2 separate regions of the Mus musculus genome follow, and region 2 is linked to region 1. A link is a contact called in ENCODE Hi-C or POLR2A ChIA-PET data. All regions are on one chromosome and are shown on one strand. Each heading gives the region's core, a stretch centred on a gene start or an enhancer-like site at or near the end of the contact. The rest is flanking DNA. Distances are from core to core; before and after follow the strand shown. Region 1 holds the start of Slc17a9 (solute carrier family 17, member 9). Region 2 holds the start of Slco4a1 (solute carrier organic anion transporter family, member 4a1).

Region 1 (7,892 bases), core at 2,602-5,101:
TCTTCATTGGGGGTATTTGTATCCCTGCCACATATCATCTGAGTACAGGTCGGGTAGCTTCTGGGTGCCTGCTGTGAATTTGTTAGTAAAAGTTCTTATGTTTTTCCCAGAATGGTTGTCTGAAAGCTCTTTTCCCGCTCCTTCCCTAAAGAGGTACCACAAAAGAGAATTACTGACCAGCTTCTCAGTGTATTAGAGCTGGAAGAGTGGGAAGGTGTAACTGCGTGTTGTTGACTTTGCTCTGTTTCCACGCCAGCAGTGCCACAGCATAGAGCCAGTCCACACCAGCTGGCAGCTGCAGCCGTCCTGGGCCCCAGGATGTGATGACTGTGGGGACCCTGCGCAGTATGCGGCAGCTCCCACACTGGACGTCTCCATTGCCATTTTCTCAGGTCTGAAGGAAATACAGTGAGACGAAGCCTCCCAGGAAGCCAAGCAGCACACTCTGGGAGTGTCGCGCACTGTGTGGTGGGTCGTGATTGCACGTAGGTAGGGCCTTGTCATCCCTGAGCCTTGTGGCAGTGCCATGACATGGCATTCTTCACCATCACTCACTCTTCCCTCACACTTCCAGTGGGTAATGCTAAACGTCCAGTGGTAGAGACCTCTGCTGTGCTCGAGTGTGAGCTCTTGCATGTTGAGTCTGAGAGGCTTGAGGTACCATCTGCCTATCATAAATGGGTTCCCTCAATTTTGGAATGCCATCCGACTTGAGACTTTTATATTTACATGAAAGAAAAAAAAATGTGATTGCCCCATGTTACTTCCCATTGCAGACTCTAACACACGTCTATGCACTGGGTAATGTGCCCTGAGATAGTCTGTTCCAGAAGCCAAGAATGGCTATAGTGGTATTAAGGCCTGGACAGTAAACCCATTGATGGGGTTACATATGAATCTGGTGGACTGGTGGGGCAGGAATGTGTGGTGTCATGGCAGGTATGACTATAGTAGTCTGCTCTGTCTGCAGCTCATTCATGCCCCCTACATCTATGTCAGATTACTGTCCAGTATAACACTAACAGAAGAAAACTGCAGAACTGCTTGTACCCAACGGTAACCATGAGATGTGACTACTGGGTGCTTCCTGTCTGTGACTTTTGTTTTTCAAGATTTTTTTATATTTACCCGTATGCGTGTTCTGCCTGAATGTATATCCATGTTTCCTATGTGTGTCTGGCGCCCACAAAGGTCAAGAGGGGGCATCAGATCCCTTGGAACTTGAATTATCGAGAAATCAAACGCCTCTGTAAGAACGAGGGCTCTTTTTTTTGGGGGGGGGGGAGGTTCTCTGTGTAGCCCTGGCTATCCTGGAACTCACTTTGTAGACCAGGCTGGCCTTGAACTCAGAAATCCACCTGCCTCTGCCTCCCTAGTGCTGGGATTAAAGGTGTGCGCCACCACGCCTGGCAAGAACGCCTGGCAAGAACGAGGGCTCTTAATCAGCTCCTCACATGTGACTTTTCAAGGAAGTACCTTCTTACAGGTCCTGATAAACGTTCTCTTGCCTGGCCTTTCTGAAAGTCTGGTGGAGACTCTGGATTGGGAGATTTTTGGAAGGTGGCTACTACAGTGTAGTTGCTTTTCCTTCATGTGACTGATCATCTCTTGAATCTACTCTGCCATGCATGACTGCCAGACCTCAGAGGTGGGACCTGCAGTGCCTGGAAGTCAGTCTCTAAATGGCTCTGACTTCCCCCTTCCTATAAACACATCTCACCCATGTGCATGCATACACAGGAATTATCCTTCTTGTAGGTCAGATGCCTGACAACCCCTCCAGCATGGTTCTCAAAAGTAAAACAGGCTATCCTGTCACCCAGAACTCTGGTATAGCAAGTGAGGGATACTGCTGGCTGAGGGTGACAGTGTTTCTCAGCATTTGGGGTGTTTACAAGGTTCAGCTGATGGTACCAGCATCCAAAAAAAAGAATGAACTGTTCCAGAGCCCCAGGGATTGTTTTGTGAATAAAACTGGCCATACAGGAGCATCTTCGGTCATCGTGAGGTCCACTCTATGGCTTCCTGTGGACTCAGACATGGCTACTTGAACTTTTTCTCTACAGTGTACACATTTGGCTTAGAAGGTGGATGCAAATGATGTTCAGTACAGAAATCTCTCTTCTTTTCAGGCAGGGTCTTACTGTGTAGCCCAGTCTGGCCCTAACTGCTACAGACATCCAACACTACAATCTGGGCTCCTCAAGTCTCACTTCTCACAGTTGCTCGTCAGTAACAGTGGAGTAAAATCTAGTTATTCAGTTTGAGCAGTCAAGATGACTATAAGCAAGTGAGTCAGTCAGCACAAGAAAGTGGCCCCCCTGCCAGACGTTGACTCTGTAATGTTTCCATATCAAATTTCCCATCTTGAAGTGCAAGGATGGTTTTGTCAGTTGGGTGTGGGGCAGCTCACAAGTATCAACTAGAAGCCTAGAGAATGTCTACCCCAGCTACTGCCAACAGCTTGTGATGGTCACCTCCCAACCATATGTGATCCTCTTTCAGGCAACTGTGGCTGTGCCCATCCCTTCTGCTTTAGTGACTGGGAGCCTGGGGAGGAATGCCCCCCCCAAACCCCTGACCTCAGCCTTCTCAACTCTGGCAGTGTAGCACCTCTCCACCTGCTGTGAGTCTCTGGCCTGAGATGTATACCCAACACCTTGTGTGGTATGCTCCTGCTGACCTCAAGTGTCTTGCAGGTTCCTCCACCCAGCCTACTTAAGGTCACATCCCTTCTCTACGTTTGTCCACCTGCTCCCAGAAACGCTGAAGGTTTCCTGCTGTGTGATTCTGGATCTTTCCTAGTTTCTGAAGAGCTGCACATTATAGTGATTGTCAGTACCATATACTTAAGGGCAGTCCCTGGGTCACTAGGGAAGCAAGCCTTTCTCTGCCGTCATCTTTGTGTCCTACAGGATAGCTGATGTGGATGGAAGACTGACCTGGCTTTTAGGTCCAGATTGTTTTTTTTCCAGAACTGGGGATTGAGTTCAGAACCTTGCACACGTTGAACACACGCTTAACAACTGAGCTATACCCTAGCTTCAGGTTCTAATATTTTAGTACAAGTGTGTATGACCATAAATAAAGACCTGTTGTCTGCTGGGCAGTTGAAGGCTCAGAGGGCATTCTCTGGAGGGTGGAAACTGTTGAGATTCTAAGTGCAGTGTGAAGCCTTTAGTGGGTGTGTCCCAGTTGGCCTGCAGCTGTGTGGGGGAGGCATTTGTTTAGAATAATTGGGAATACAGGAGGAATGAGGCAGGCAGTACCTCAAGGAGCCTCAGAAGCCTTCCATGAAGTGTGGCTGAGATCCAACTAGAGCCTAGTCTGTGGTCAGTGCTCAGAACACTTTTGCCCAGGATTTCAACATCAGTGACCACCTTCGCTGCCCTTTGCACCTGTGTTACAGTTCTCTTACCAACCCAGTTCTCCAAGAGATCCATTTTAAAAAATTGACTGCCTTAAAGTTATCTTTACATATTTACTAGACTAGAACACAACCCTGTGAGCACTCTGTCACTCCCCTCCACCCACCCACGGAGCGGGGGAGGGGGTAGAACCAACGGAGACTCATACACACTGCTCACCTGCTCACTTTCCTGACAAGAAAGTTATTTCTGGCGGGTCTCGGGCCACAAAACCCCCAGGGATTTCTCTTCCCCAGCAGGAAGTCCCAGTGGTAAGCCTCTAGTTGCTCGAAGGTCCCTGGCCCTGCCTCCCGGGACATCAGTGGGGCGGGGACTCAATTCCGGGGGCAACACGTCCTGGGAGAGTTAGACGGAAGCACTGGGACTGACACGTGGACTTGGGCGGTGCTGCCCTGTGGGTTGTCCTAGGTCTGAGGTGGGAGGGCACGGTACACAGCGGTGCCCATGCCATCCCAGCGCTCTAGCCTGATGCAGCCAATCCCAGAGGAGACCCGCAAGACCCCTTCTGCGGCAGCAGAGGATACACGGTGGTCCAGGTGAATTGGGGTGTGGCTGAAGTCGGGGCAAGGAGGACTTTTACGTTTAGAAAGGGAGCTGAGGTGCTACTTCATAGGACCTGAGTTCAGGGAACACCAGACTCTAGCGGCTGTCTACCAGCCATTCTGCAGCCTGCCACCTTCACTCTCCCTGGGACTCCCATGCCCCTCGCTGAGCAGCCCTAGCCCCCAAGTAGAGGGAGGACCCAGTAAAGAGACACCCCACTCCCATCTCCAATCAAATGCCAAAATCAGGCAAATGGCTCCATTGCCCTTTTCCCTGACAGTAATTCTGTGGTCTGGGAGGCAGGGTAGTGTCTGTAAGGCTTGGTGGGAGCACTGGGCTGGACAGATGCTCACAGCATAGGGATCTATGCAGCAGCTCTTAAGTCATAGAGGCAGGTCCTGACTTCACGAGTCTTCTAAACTAGGGAGGAAAACAGCCGTTACCCATCTTCATTCATATTCCGTTCCCGCTGTTTCCAGCACTCTCCAGGCAAACATCCCCACAGAAACCAGGGGCAAAGGTGGCATCTGGCTATGGGACCACTGTGAGGGTTCAAATGGGGGCCTAAAAGAGCTCACACCCTGCTCTGGTTCCTGCAGTCCTCACGTGGAGGTGCTAGACTCAGGATCAAGCCTTGGTACCTCCCAGTCACCTGGGGCAAGAGCCCTGGATCTACTGGCAGGAAGTGTAAAGAGGACCTTAAGATAGTACCATCACTGAACCTAGACCAGATGAGGGCACAGCAGGTCACAGGGAGGCACAGAACCAGATCATAGCGCCCCCCCCCCCGCCACCCTCCCCCACCGCCAGTGACAGTTACAGTAGTGTCAGACTCTGCTAGAGGAGGCACACTATGTGCCTGCCCTCACTAGCTCTCCTTCCCTCTCTGGCTTAACACCTCCCTCCCTACCCCATGTTTATCCCAAGGCCTATGCTTCACCTGGCCCCTGGAGGCACCACCCAGGGCTTTCTTAGAACTATGAAATGTTCTGCCAATTTTGCTGTAGGTTACAATTTAATGGCTCTGCCTGTCCCCCCCTCCCCAACCTGTCACCCCACCCTCACTCCCATCTTTACACTTTCTCCTGTGTAGTGCCTCCAGTTGCCTTTGTCAGAAATGGTAGCTGAGAATTCTGGGGAATTTTGCAGGGTCAAGGCCATTCTCAACCCATACTGGAGTAATAGTAACAGCAATAAGTGTTACTAGAAACAGGACCCTGAGTTCAGGGAACACCAGACTTTAGGGGCCCACCACTCACCACCACGTGTTGGGGAGGCAGTGTTCTCCTCAACAAATCTCAGAATGTGGGGTGGTTGGTGGAGGCTGAGTTAAGTAGCCAGCACATTTCCCTTCTGAACGAAGGGCCACGTGATCACCTATTTGCTCAGCCCCGGATACTCTGCGCAGCCATCTAACAGGAAGCCAGAGCTGCACAAGTCTGTGAGGAAGTGTGATTGCTGAGACCTCCAGCCTGAGCTCTGGCTCTGGGTGGGCAAGTGGGGCTACTCAGGCAGTCCTGGTCCAAGCTCCTGATACTAAAGACTGGGGTTCTAACCAGGCAGGCAGGCCCACAGGGCCCCTTCAGGAGGATGGTCATGTCCTGTGTCACCAGCAAGTACTGAGGATGCACATTCATCAGCCTGGCTGGTACCACCCACCCAGCTGAGGGACAAGTCCCATTTCTTGCCTCCAGGGTGCTGGGATGAAGCAAAAGGACATGGAGGTGCCTGTTAGCATATCAAAGAAGACACTGGTCACCACACTGTGTCTGAGTACCTATAGCTTACTGAGTCCTGGCTCTTCTTCTCACCACCTCTCTTACTCCAGAACCCTCCAGTCCCCCAGCTTTGCTTCCCCTCCCCCAACCAGCTTCTCTTTCCTTTAAATCCTCTCATGCGTTCTCTTGGTTCTTCTCCTTCTCCAGGTCCCTTCTCTTTCTTGTCTCCTCTCTCTTTCCTTCTCCTTGCAGACTCCTCTCAAGGCCCATTCTATTCTGCCAGCCATGTTGTCTGGACTCTTCCAGATAACTCTACCTGTACTCTCACATAACTACAATAAAGCCCGTTTCCTCAACTATACCTAGGAGTTGACATGGCCTCATTTTCACTCAGATAGCACCTGGCCAAGCCCCTTCCTCCTCCTTCAGTCAGGGCATTGGTTACCTAGATTTTTCCTGACTTCCCATGGCTACCAAGAAGCTAGAGACAACTCTCATCTGGAGGGTGTGGGTCTAGCTGGCTTCCTGTTTCTAACTGCTCTTCTCCAGTTAACTGGGCTGAGCAATCAGAGGTGCATCTACGGAAGAGTTGCCTGCTGGGTGGGTCCAAGGGTGGGTCCCTCTCGTGGCTCTCTACTGCTTTAGTCACATAAAGGAATGAAAGGTTCCTTATTACCTTTGGATTGTGTGGCTTTTAGTGGGCCTGCTGTGACCCTTGTAGGCGAAACAAACAAAAACATGGCAGCTGTACTGTCCTCACCGAGGGGTGGGCTCTGCAGGTGGGGGAGGGGCAGCACTTCAGGGCAATCAGGATATCCTTGAGGAAAGCTTGACAGCCACCCTGTGTTCCCAGTAATCCAATGGCAAGGTTGGCTCAGGACAATACCCTGACAAGAAATTAAGGCAGAATGGGAGAGGGCAGCTTGCTGCCCTCCCCAGTGCCTGGGGTCCCCAGATAGGTGTCAGAGGGCTCGGCCCTTCTTAGACCCACTCAAGAGAGTCCCTCCTGGGGTTCAGAAGTTCCTTGCCACACAGTGGAACCAGGTTGGCCATTACCAGAGCAGACCTCAGAGCTTTCCCACCTCCCTTGACCTGACTGGAAGGTGCTTGGCACCATAATCTGGAGACTGCTGCTGGCCCTCAGGACCCCACACATCTTTTGGGTAAGGGGAGGGTAATGCCCCCTCCCCAGGAGCCCACCTCACTTGTCTCACCATTACCCTCCTCCATTCTGACCACTGCCCATCAAGGTCCGTGCCTCTTTATTCCTGTGCTAGACCCAGGTACCCTGACTGCCCTGAAGAGCTGCCCCACCTGCAGATTCCACCCCTAGGTGAGGACAGTTCAGCCGCCTTGTTTTACCAGACTGGGAGGTACAAGAATCACAGCCGGTGTACAGGAGCAGCGCTAACTCACCCACTAAACGCCACACACTCCAAAGGTATCTGCAATAAGGAGCTTTTATTCCTTTATGTGACTAAAGCAGCAGAGAGCCACTGTGTCCAAGAGGGACCCACCCTGCATGCCACTCTTCCCTAGGTGCACCTGTGATTGCTCAGCCCTGTTAGCCGTCTGGAGAAGAGAAGTTAAAAACAGGAAGCCAATTTGAGCTCCCGGTTCGTGACTCAAAGTCTCTTCTGTGCCACCATGCTTTGAATTAGCTGTTCTTTCTGCCTCCTGGCCCTCACCTTTGACCCTGCTCCCATTTATTTGCCTGTGACTCTGTCCAGCTCTGTGGGATTCTGGACCCAGCCCAGCTACAGCCTTGGGTCCCCCAAGCCTTATACCCCAGCTAGCTATCTACTAGTTTGCCTCTTTCTTGCTCAGTCTGTGCCTGTGTAGAGGGGGAGGCCAGTATCACCTGTCCCCTCCCAGAGAGGACATCCTCCCTCAGACCTCCCCTCCTCCTCCTGGCTGAGACTTATATTGAACACTCGCCTCTCCAGAAGCCCCCCACCTATATGACTGTGTTCAAACCCATTTTATATTAAAAATCTGAACGGTAGGTTTCTTGTAAAATCTTCATGAGGATGGTTATGCAGAATCCCTAAGCCCCCACCCCATAGTCTCTCTGTGTGTGATATCTGTCCATGGTGATGTTCGCTGTACGGGGTGTCTGCGAGAAGGCTCTCATGAGCCAAGAGCCATTCTCTACCATCCTACTGTGGCAAAAATCAGGCCAGGACTGCCTACCACACACGAC
Region 2 (7,892 bases), core at 3,661-6,160, 270 kb before region 1:
CTGGCTCCTGGCTACATGGAGGGAGAAGCTGACTCTAAGCTTGGACATGTTCGGCCTGGGATCTGTTTCATGAAATAGTATTTGAGTAAATCGTCTGCACAACTACCCCAGAGCAAGACTCAACTGGTGTCACCAGCCTTTGGGAGGAAGGGTAGTTCCGTGTGCCAGCTCTGACCCCCTTGCAGCTGCTTCATGCAGTGCAGAGCCTCTGAAACAAAGATGGAGTTGAAGCTTGTCTCTCAGTCATGTCTCTCCAGGAGACACAGAACAGTGCGGATCTGTTGTCAGGGGTGGGCCGCTCACAAATGCCTGTCACTGTCAGCCAGACTAGTCAGTGGCATTTGTACAAAAGTGGTGAGACTCGCAGAAAGAGTGTCTCAGTTCACATTGACGGTTCAGCAGAGTAGCCAAGAAAGAAAATGGAAAGATGACGGTTCAGACAGCTTGCTGTGTGCCCGGCATGAGGCCCTGTGAGAAGAACCAAAACCAAGGCTTGGGAATGCCGATGCAGTGTCTGAGGCCAGGACTGGCAAGGGCAGAGCTTTCAGCTCACACCACACTCCACTGGCGCCCCAGGATGGAATTAGAACCTTGAGGACAGACAATACTTTTACCGCCTATGGAATTTTGCCACCAGGGACCTTCATGTCCCTCACACCACAGTCTTAATTGCATGGTGTCACCATCCCAGACATCTGGACAATTCCAGGCTGGGTTCTTCCTAAGACTACTCCAACCCTGAAAGTCCCTTCTCTGGCATGGCTGCCTCAGGACTGCACCATCCTAGTATCTTCTTACTGAGCATAGTTCCTTACCAAATACAGCAAGGTGTGCTGTCACACACGTGGCTCTAAACGTCCCCAAGGCTAGGTTTCACCTTTGACTGTGGTCCCCTTTAACCTTCTGAAAGATCTACTCTCTCATACAAAATTTTGAGTGGAGTCCTATAGTTGGATCTGGTGCCACGGTATAATCCCTTTCTGGGAGGTCAGAGGATGGTGAATTCAAGTTTACCCTCAGCTTTAAAGCAAGACTGGAGGCACCTGTCTCGGAAAGCAAAACAAACCTAACAAGGAGCCAGAAAAAAAAAAAAAGTAAAACGTCAAGTACTAACTCTATTCATTTATTTATTTTGCTTTTTGAAGACAAGGTTTCATACTGAATTCCAGGTTGCCTTTGAACTTGTGGCAAACCTCCTGCCTCAGACTCCCAAGTGTTGGGATTGTAGGTGTGCACTACCCCAAACAGTTTAGAAGCCTTAACTTCAAACATTTAACAGAGACTCCAGGGCATGTCACAGCTCACAGCTTGGCTGCCAGTGTGACATTATTTCATCATTTCCTAGGCATGGGTCAACTGTCACTAGGTTGTCTCAGCCCTTTTATAAACCAGGAAAGGAAGAACTGAAACATCTTTAAATGATCAGTATACATATATATATATATATATATATATATATATATATATATATATGTGTGTGTGTGTGTGTGTGTGTGTGTGTGTGTGTGTGTGTGTGTGTGTTCCACCAAAGCAGGCTCCTCAGTGAACACTGTGTGTGGGGGGGAATCACTCATACCTGTCAAAGCACCAGGAGAAGACCTAGTTCTGACCTAAGCCTTTGAGGTTGGCCACCGTTCCACCTGTGCCCAGGAAAAGTGTTGTCTCAGCAGCCTGACCCTCCCTTGCCCTGGCCTTTCTCTTTCTACTCTGGAGATCAACTGCCTGCCACTGGCGACGTCCACAGGACAGCAAGCCCAGGAAAAAAGGACATGCACAGAATGAGTTTATGTTTTAGCATTTCAGCATCCCACCCAACACTGTGACAGGGGACAGTGATTGCTCATAAAAGCATAAATATCTGTTGGGAGCATCCAGGAGTGCCACCCCCCTCCCTCAGCACGCAGTGATGCCCGCTCTGGGACCATGGGTGCCCAGCAGGGCTTGGGTTACTTGGATTATTTTTCTCTTGGTTATTTCCTCTCCAAAAACCCCGCTGGGATAGAACTGATTGAGAGCAGAATGTTCCAGGGCTCATAATCAGCCAGTTCTTGTTCCAAGCTTCTGTGGTACCCTGGGGTTGACCTCGTTGGGACTCCACCCCGGACCTCCCAGTTCCTCCCTGGCAAGATGAAGGGGGAGGCAGCCATTTGAAAGGAGATGGACACTGAATCCCACGTGCCACATCTCTGTCCCTTTTGTCAAAGGTTAGGAAGGTGCAGACAGCTCCCAGAGCTGCCAGCTGTATCACAAGCAGAGGGCCAGCTACCATTTCAGTCAAGGCCCAACGAAGCTGACTGAGAGGTGAAGGCGATGAATGTTAACTGCCTTCAGCGTCGTTATAAAGATACTTGGCAAAAACTCCCATTCTCCTCACGCATCCGACACCACATTCAAGACCCCGTACAAGGACAAGAGAGGGGAAAACTCGACTCATTTATGGAATTCCCCACATCACCCACCACCTTAACTCATGACTAATCTTCCTCCACTACGTTTACATGACTCTAGGCTTCTGGCTGATGCGTGTTACTCAAGAAACATGAATTCTCTCTGCAATAAACGTTCTCCCAATTCCTTTAGTCTGGTGTCTGAACTTTTTCTTGGCTGCTAACGGGAACCTGGATATACACTGCATAGAGATCTCAGTCCAGTCAATCTCTGGGACTTCCTGGTCTTTAGTCACAGGAAATACCAAGAACCTTGAGGAGCCAGGCACAGTCTGAGAAAATGAGGGTCTCCAGACCCCCAGGTATCATGAGGCCCCCAGAGGGCCTGGGTATGTGACTTGGCTTCTGAGGGCAGGACAAGGCCTGTGCCTTGCATTAATACCTGGATGTTTACTCTAGAATCATCTTTAGATCGTGTCTGATGAGGAAGGTTAATTCCTGTTTGAGCTTGAGGCTGGCTTAAAGTTCAGGCCCCTCAGCAGGCAGCACTATTTGTCTAGAACTTAATATCACAGTGTTACTTTTTAATCTATTTTTCTGGTGACCGCTCTACAGTAATCAACCCTGGTTACTGTCTTTAAAACAAACTTACCCTTTTCATAAAACACACCAGATGTTTAAAGGAAAAATATTGTACCAATATTGGTTTCAGGGATGTACCCAAAATTAAGTGTTGGAAGCACGGTGTCCAAGCCTGCTCCTGACATTTGGAGCACTTCCACGAGTCCCCTTTAGTGAGAAGTTCTACTCACACGTCCTGAAGCAGAGGACTCACAATCTCTCAAATTTGTGTTCAGCCTGCTTTCTCTGGCTTCAGGTCTTGAGGTCCATGTACCTAAGGGAGATGTTGAGAGAGAGAGAGAGAGAGAGAGAGAGAGACTAGTAAAGCCGTGTATACCTCATGGTGCCTGGCTGTCTATTCTTCCTGATGTCTTCTCTGAGCAGAGGCAGCCTCAGGTATGGAGGTCAACACCTGGGGCAGTGGAAGTGAAGCTCAGCTTTTTTTGGAGCAGAGACTCACATGTTGACAAGTAGACCCTAGACCCTGAAGTCATCACCAGAGGTTCCCAGGATAGAACATGAGTAGGTTCCGGCCACACCCACTCCGGGAAGACATGCTGATAAATAACAAGTCAGGCTGGAAGAACTAAGCTCAGCAGCCAGTCTCTTCTCTAGACATAAAGGAAGAGCCCTGCCTTAGCTCCCGAGGCTGCATGGAGGGTCTGTCCCCAGGCACCCTGTGACTAGTGATGTCCTCATGAGCTGACAGCAGGGTCCACACTAACTTTACTTTTGTGTAGCCCAAGCTGATCACAGACTCTGATTCCTTCTGCCTTTACTTCCCCTGTCCAGATTATAAACTCTGGATGCCTTGGAGAGTTGGGGAAGGTTATTTTGTTTCTATTGTTTTGCTTTGGTTGTTGTTCTTGGTTTTGTTTTGTTTTATTTTTATTTTTAAATCCAGACAGGATTTTATTAGGTAGCCCAGTGTGGCTCTCCCACTAAAGATTCTCCTGCATCAGCCCCATGTATGTATAGGATTATCGGTGAACATCGCCACACCTGGCTCACATGTATTTTCAATTAAATGTAATACACCCCAAAGGGAGACATATATGGAGAGTTTCTGCCATCGGCTGTTGATTGTCAGTGGTATGATGTTAATGGCTAGTGGCTGTCGGCTGTTACTTGGCTAAATTCAGACCAGCTACTGTTTTCCATTTCCTTCAGTGATGTGTTGGAATCATAAAATTAAAAAAAAAAAGAAAAATAAAAAATAAAAAAGGTTGTTTGCTTGATTTTCTGAGACTGGGTTTCTTTTGTAGCCCAGGCTGGCCTAGAACTATGAAAGTGGGACCCTTCTTCTGCCCCAGCCTTCCGAATACCCACAGGCTTACAAGCAGTAGCCATCACACTCGTATGGCTAATTATCTTAGTTTTACAGATGCGAAAACTGGCCCAGAGGGGTTCAGAAATATGTTCAAGGTCGCACAGCAGAGAACGCCTCAATTTGAAGGTGACTGGTATATTCTCTCTCCATCTCAGGTCAAGAGTACCCGGAACTGGAACCCTGTGGGCTCCTCCGGTGAGGGTGTGGTTTGGCCCAGCGCCCCGTTGCACTGAACTCACTGGTTGACCTGAGCAGAGAGTGGAGAGATCCCTTTGCCGGGCTGGAGCTGTACCCCACGCCTGAGGGGATCGCTACTCGCGCCCTCCAACGCCTCGGTTCCACGCTTGAGCAGGTGGCATCTACGACGCAGTGAGACTTGAGCCATATTTTCCTAGCCTGCAACCTCCAGAGTGTCCCCCAACAGAAAGAAATCACCGCGTGCAAAGCACTAGCTAAGTCCCGCTCTCTGTGCTGTCCCTGACCCGCCCAAGTTCCGCCCCTCCGCTCGGCCCCGCCCCGGCGCGCCCTCGCTACTGTCACCTCTGGCCCCGGCCCGCCCGAGCCTCGCTGCCATTGGTGGCGGTGGTGAGGCCACTACCCCCATCCCTGCGGGAGCGGCTTGGGCGATGAATGAAGCGGGAGTGGGCTGCGCGCGTAGTCCAGAGCGCAGGGCGCAGCGCGGCAGCCGGGTTCGTGGGAAGGTGAGTGCTCTGGGATCTGGACTGCTTTGAGGTCTCGGACCAGGATGGGGACAGGGTCTGGCTCCGTACTAGATGCCTCCTAGGTATGCCAGACTCCGACCTGCTGACGTCAGGAGCGCGGCAGGTGTTTGCGGAGGCTGGACTAAAGCGCGGCGGAGCCCCGGGTGCGTTGTCTGAAGACACATCCCGGGGAACCAATGCGGGGACAGAGTGGGCTCAAGGGAGCCGGATGCAGAATTCACCCCTTCTCACTGCACATGAGGGAAGCTGCAAGTCTGCAGTGGGGTGGGGGAAGGCAGAGCCGCTGCGCTAGAGCGAGAGGGAAGATGGGAGTGGACTTGGGGCGCAGGAAAGCGTGAGGGGGGGGGGGGGACCGCTAGAGCTGTCGGCCCAGGTTAAAGGTTTGCTAGTATACGCAGGTGCGAGCCTCTGCGGGTCTGTTCAGCGACAGATCCAGTGGCTGTGGTGGTTGTTGCTAAGACCGAGGGAAACGTGGAGCACGGAAGTTGCTCACTAGTGGCGGGCTTTGTCCCTACGAGGAGCGCGGATGCCCGGGTCCCTGAGGCCCGGTACCTTCACGCAGCTCTCCGATGCCCCCGGACGCGTGTGTACGCCAACGAGAGTTCGGGTCGCTTTGCTGCCTGATTGGCACGCTTAGCTCCAAACCCGGGAACTCAAGGCAGGGTACCTCCTTCACAGGAGAGGTGAGCATCTGTAGGAAAAATGAGATAGAGACACATAGTCGCACCTTATAGCTTGGGGCCCCAGGCGCAGTGGCTTGAGTTTAGCGTGATGAGGATTGCTGGCCTCCCCCAGACATGGCCTTGGGGTGTTTCTGTCCCAAGGTGTTGAAACTGCCCATTTGTGATGGAACTATCCCAACTTCAGGGCAGTGTTTTTTGTTTGTTTGTTTGTTTTGTTTTGTTTTGTTTTGTAGTTTAGTAAACCAAGGTAGCTGTCTAGTCAGCTGTTGTTAAAGCAGCTTGGGGCAGGTGGACGGCAGGGAAGAGAACACCTGGTGTTTAGCCGAATTATTTATAAATCTTAGCTGTGGTAATGGGGACAGCAGGCGCTGTTTGCTGAGCCTGGCATTTGCTGGCTTGGAGAGGGCTTTGGATAAGAGCAGTCCCAGGCAGCATTTTAAAGTCCCCTTGCACAGAGGAGCAGCCTGGGGCACCGGGATGTTTGGCTTGCCTAGAAATGACACAGGGGAGACCGGAGGTTTGTATCATTTGCCAGCCATTCTCTCTTCAAGAAGAGAGGAAAGCCAGGTCAGAGAACCAGCAGTTACCAGGACAGGACTATGCTGGTGGCCAAAGGTACCTACCTGTTGGCTGTGATGAGGTGCAAGACTTGCCTTGCCTGCCCACTAGGAAAGACCAACAGGTACTACCTGGATAAATTCTTCCTGGATGATCTAATTGTAGCTCATTGGGTGTGGTCCCCAAAGCAGATGCTGGACAAGCCCCAACCAGAACCTTCCCCAATACTGCAGAGGGGCCAGGCAGGCAAGACGGAGGCTTGTGACTGGGTGAAGAGAGGGGCAGGGCCTGGGCCAGGACCAGCAGCATAAAGACTTGTAAATGGGCCCAGCAGGAGAGCTACCGAGTAACTGTTTTGCAGCAGTTTGGACTCTGTCTATGCCTTGCTTCCAGACACTCAGATTTTCTCAGTTCACTGACATATGGGGCCTGTTGTTGTGAGTCCTCTTTCTGTTACAGAAGTCTTCTGACTTAACCTGCTTCCCAGGTGGGTGCTGTTGTGTTTTATGAATTCATACCATTGTGATCTCCTAAAGTGGAACAGGTCGAGTTCCCAGCCTGAAGGTCCTCTGCAGGACGGAGCATTTGAGACATAGAAAGGTCACTGCCCACTCTGGTGCTCCTGGACACCCCTGCTTCCTCTTGAGTTATACTCAGTGCTCCCTTCCTGATCCCCGTGGTCACTGAGAGAGCTCATGGGCTAATCCTTGGAACCTCACCACAGACCTTGTTCTGAGACTCTGGAGAAACTCTGACCTTAGCGTGGTCTTGATGAACAAGAGGGACAGGGAGGTTCAACTCTAGCTCTCAGCCACTGGGAGTAACTGAACAGGCCCTCAGGGATTGTGTCCCATGTATCCAGTGGCCAGGGTTCTGCCTGACCAGTAGAGCCTGGAAGCCTTGCTGGTGGAGATGGAGGAAATGTACCAGCATGCAGTGCCTGGGTTGTATCCTGTTGTGGGTCACTGCAGAGGCAGCGGCTGATCTGGGCGCATCCTCCAAACCTGCTGCTCTCAGGTGAGGGTCTCTGGTTTTCCCCAGCACCCTTTTCCCAATCATGGACAGCTATCATGACCTCATTCTTGTTTTCATTACAAAGAATTATAATCAGCTGGGGTGGTGCTGCATGCCTTTAATCCCAGCATTCAGAAGGCAGAGGCAGTCAGAGCTCCGAGAGTTCAAGGCCAGCCTGGTCTACATGGTGAGTTCCAGGACAGCCAGAGCTACATAGCAAGACCCCCCTCCCCCCATCTTGAGAATACAAAAGCAAACAAACAAATTAGAATTCTGGGCATTTCTATAGATAAGGGTGGTTCTTCTCAAACTACTGGCCTTTTAAAAAGCTGCTTGTTCGTGGCTTAGAAACCAGAGACCATGGGTAGGTAAGGTGAGGCTTGCAGCCATTGTCTGGGCTTCCCTTGGCACAAGATGCCCATAACTCCGGGATCTGAGGGAGCTCCAATATGCTGTTTCTTCTCCTCCCGAGAGCTACCAAGCTCCCCTTCCATATGTCCAGGCCTTGCCTTTGCCTTGTAATTTTTAAACCTGCAAGCTTTGGGGCCTGCCTCAGACACTGCTCCTCAGACCCAAC

The links. A loop is a pair of places that touch in the nucleus more often than their neighbours do. ChIA-PET counts read pairs that join two places held with the same protein, here RNA polymerase II (POLR2A).
Region 2: POLR2A ChIA-PET joins it to region 1 with 12 read pairs in embryonic stem cell. The contact joins the promoter of Slco4a1 here to the promoter of Slc17a9 in region 1. A Hi-C loop is called at or near these places in 1 of 37 maps with a recorded cell type or tissue (v-Abl transformed pro-B cells). POLR2A ChIA-PET finds 5 or more read pairs at or near these places in 2 of 5 experiments (both embryonic stem cell).

What each region holds. Positions count from the first base shown.
Region 1 is chr2:180,721,488-180,729,379 of GRCm38, forward strand. Slc17a9 (solute carrier family 17, member 9) reads left to right here and starts at 3,852. Exons shown (of 13, transcript NM_183161.3): 1 at 3,852-3,964. The coding sequence starts at 3,873. It overlaps Gm30455 (a long non-coding RNA gene), which reads right to left and starts at 5,790. Exons shown (of 2, transcript XR_003953988.1): 1 at 5,231-5,790; 2 at 170-4,391. It overlaps Gid8 (GID complex subunit 8), which reads left to right. Exons shown (of 5, transcript NM_001289652.1): 5 at 1-112.
Region 2 is chr2:180,451,335-180,459,226 of GRCm38, forward strand. It overlaps Slco4a1 (solute carrier organic anion transporter family, member 4a1), which reads left to right and starts at 4,911. Exons shown (of 12, transcript NM_001355218.1): 1 at 4,911-5,039.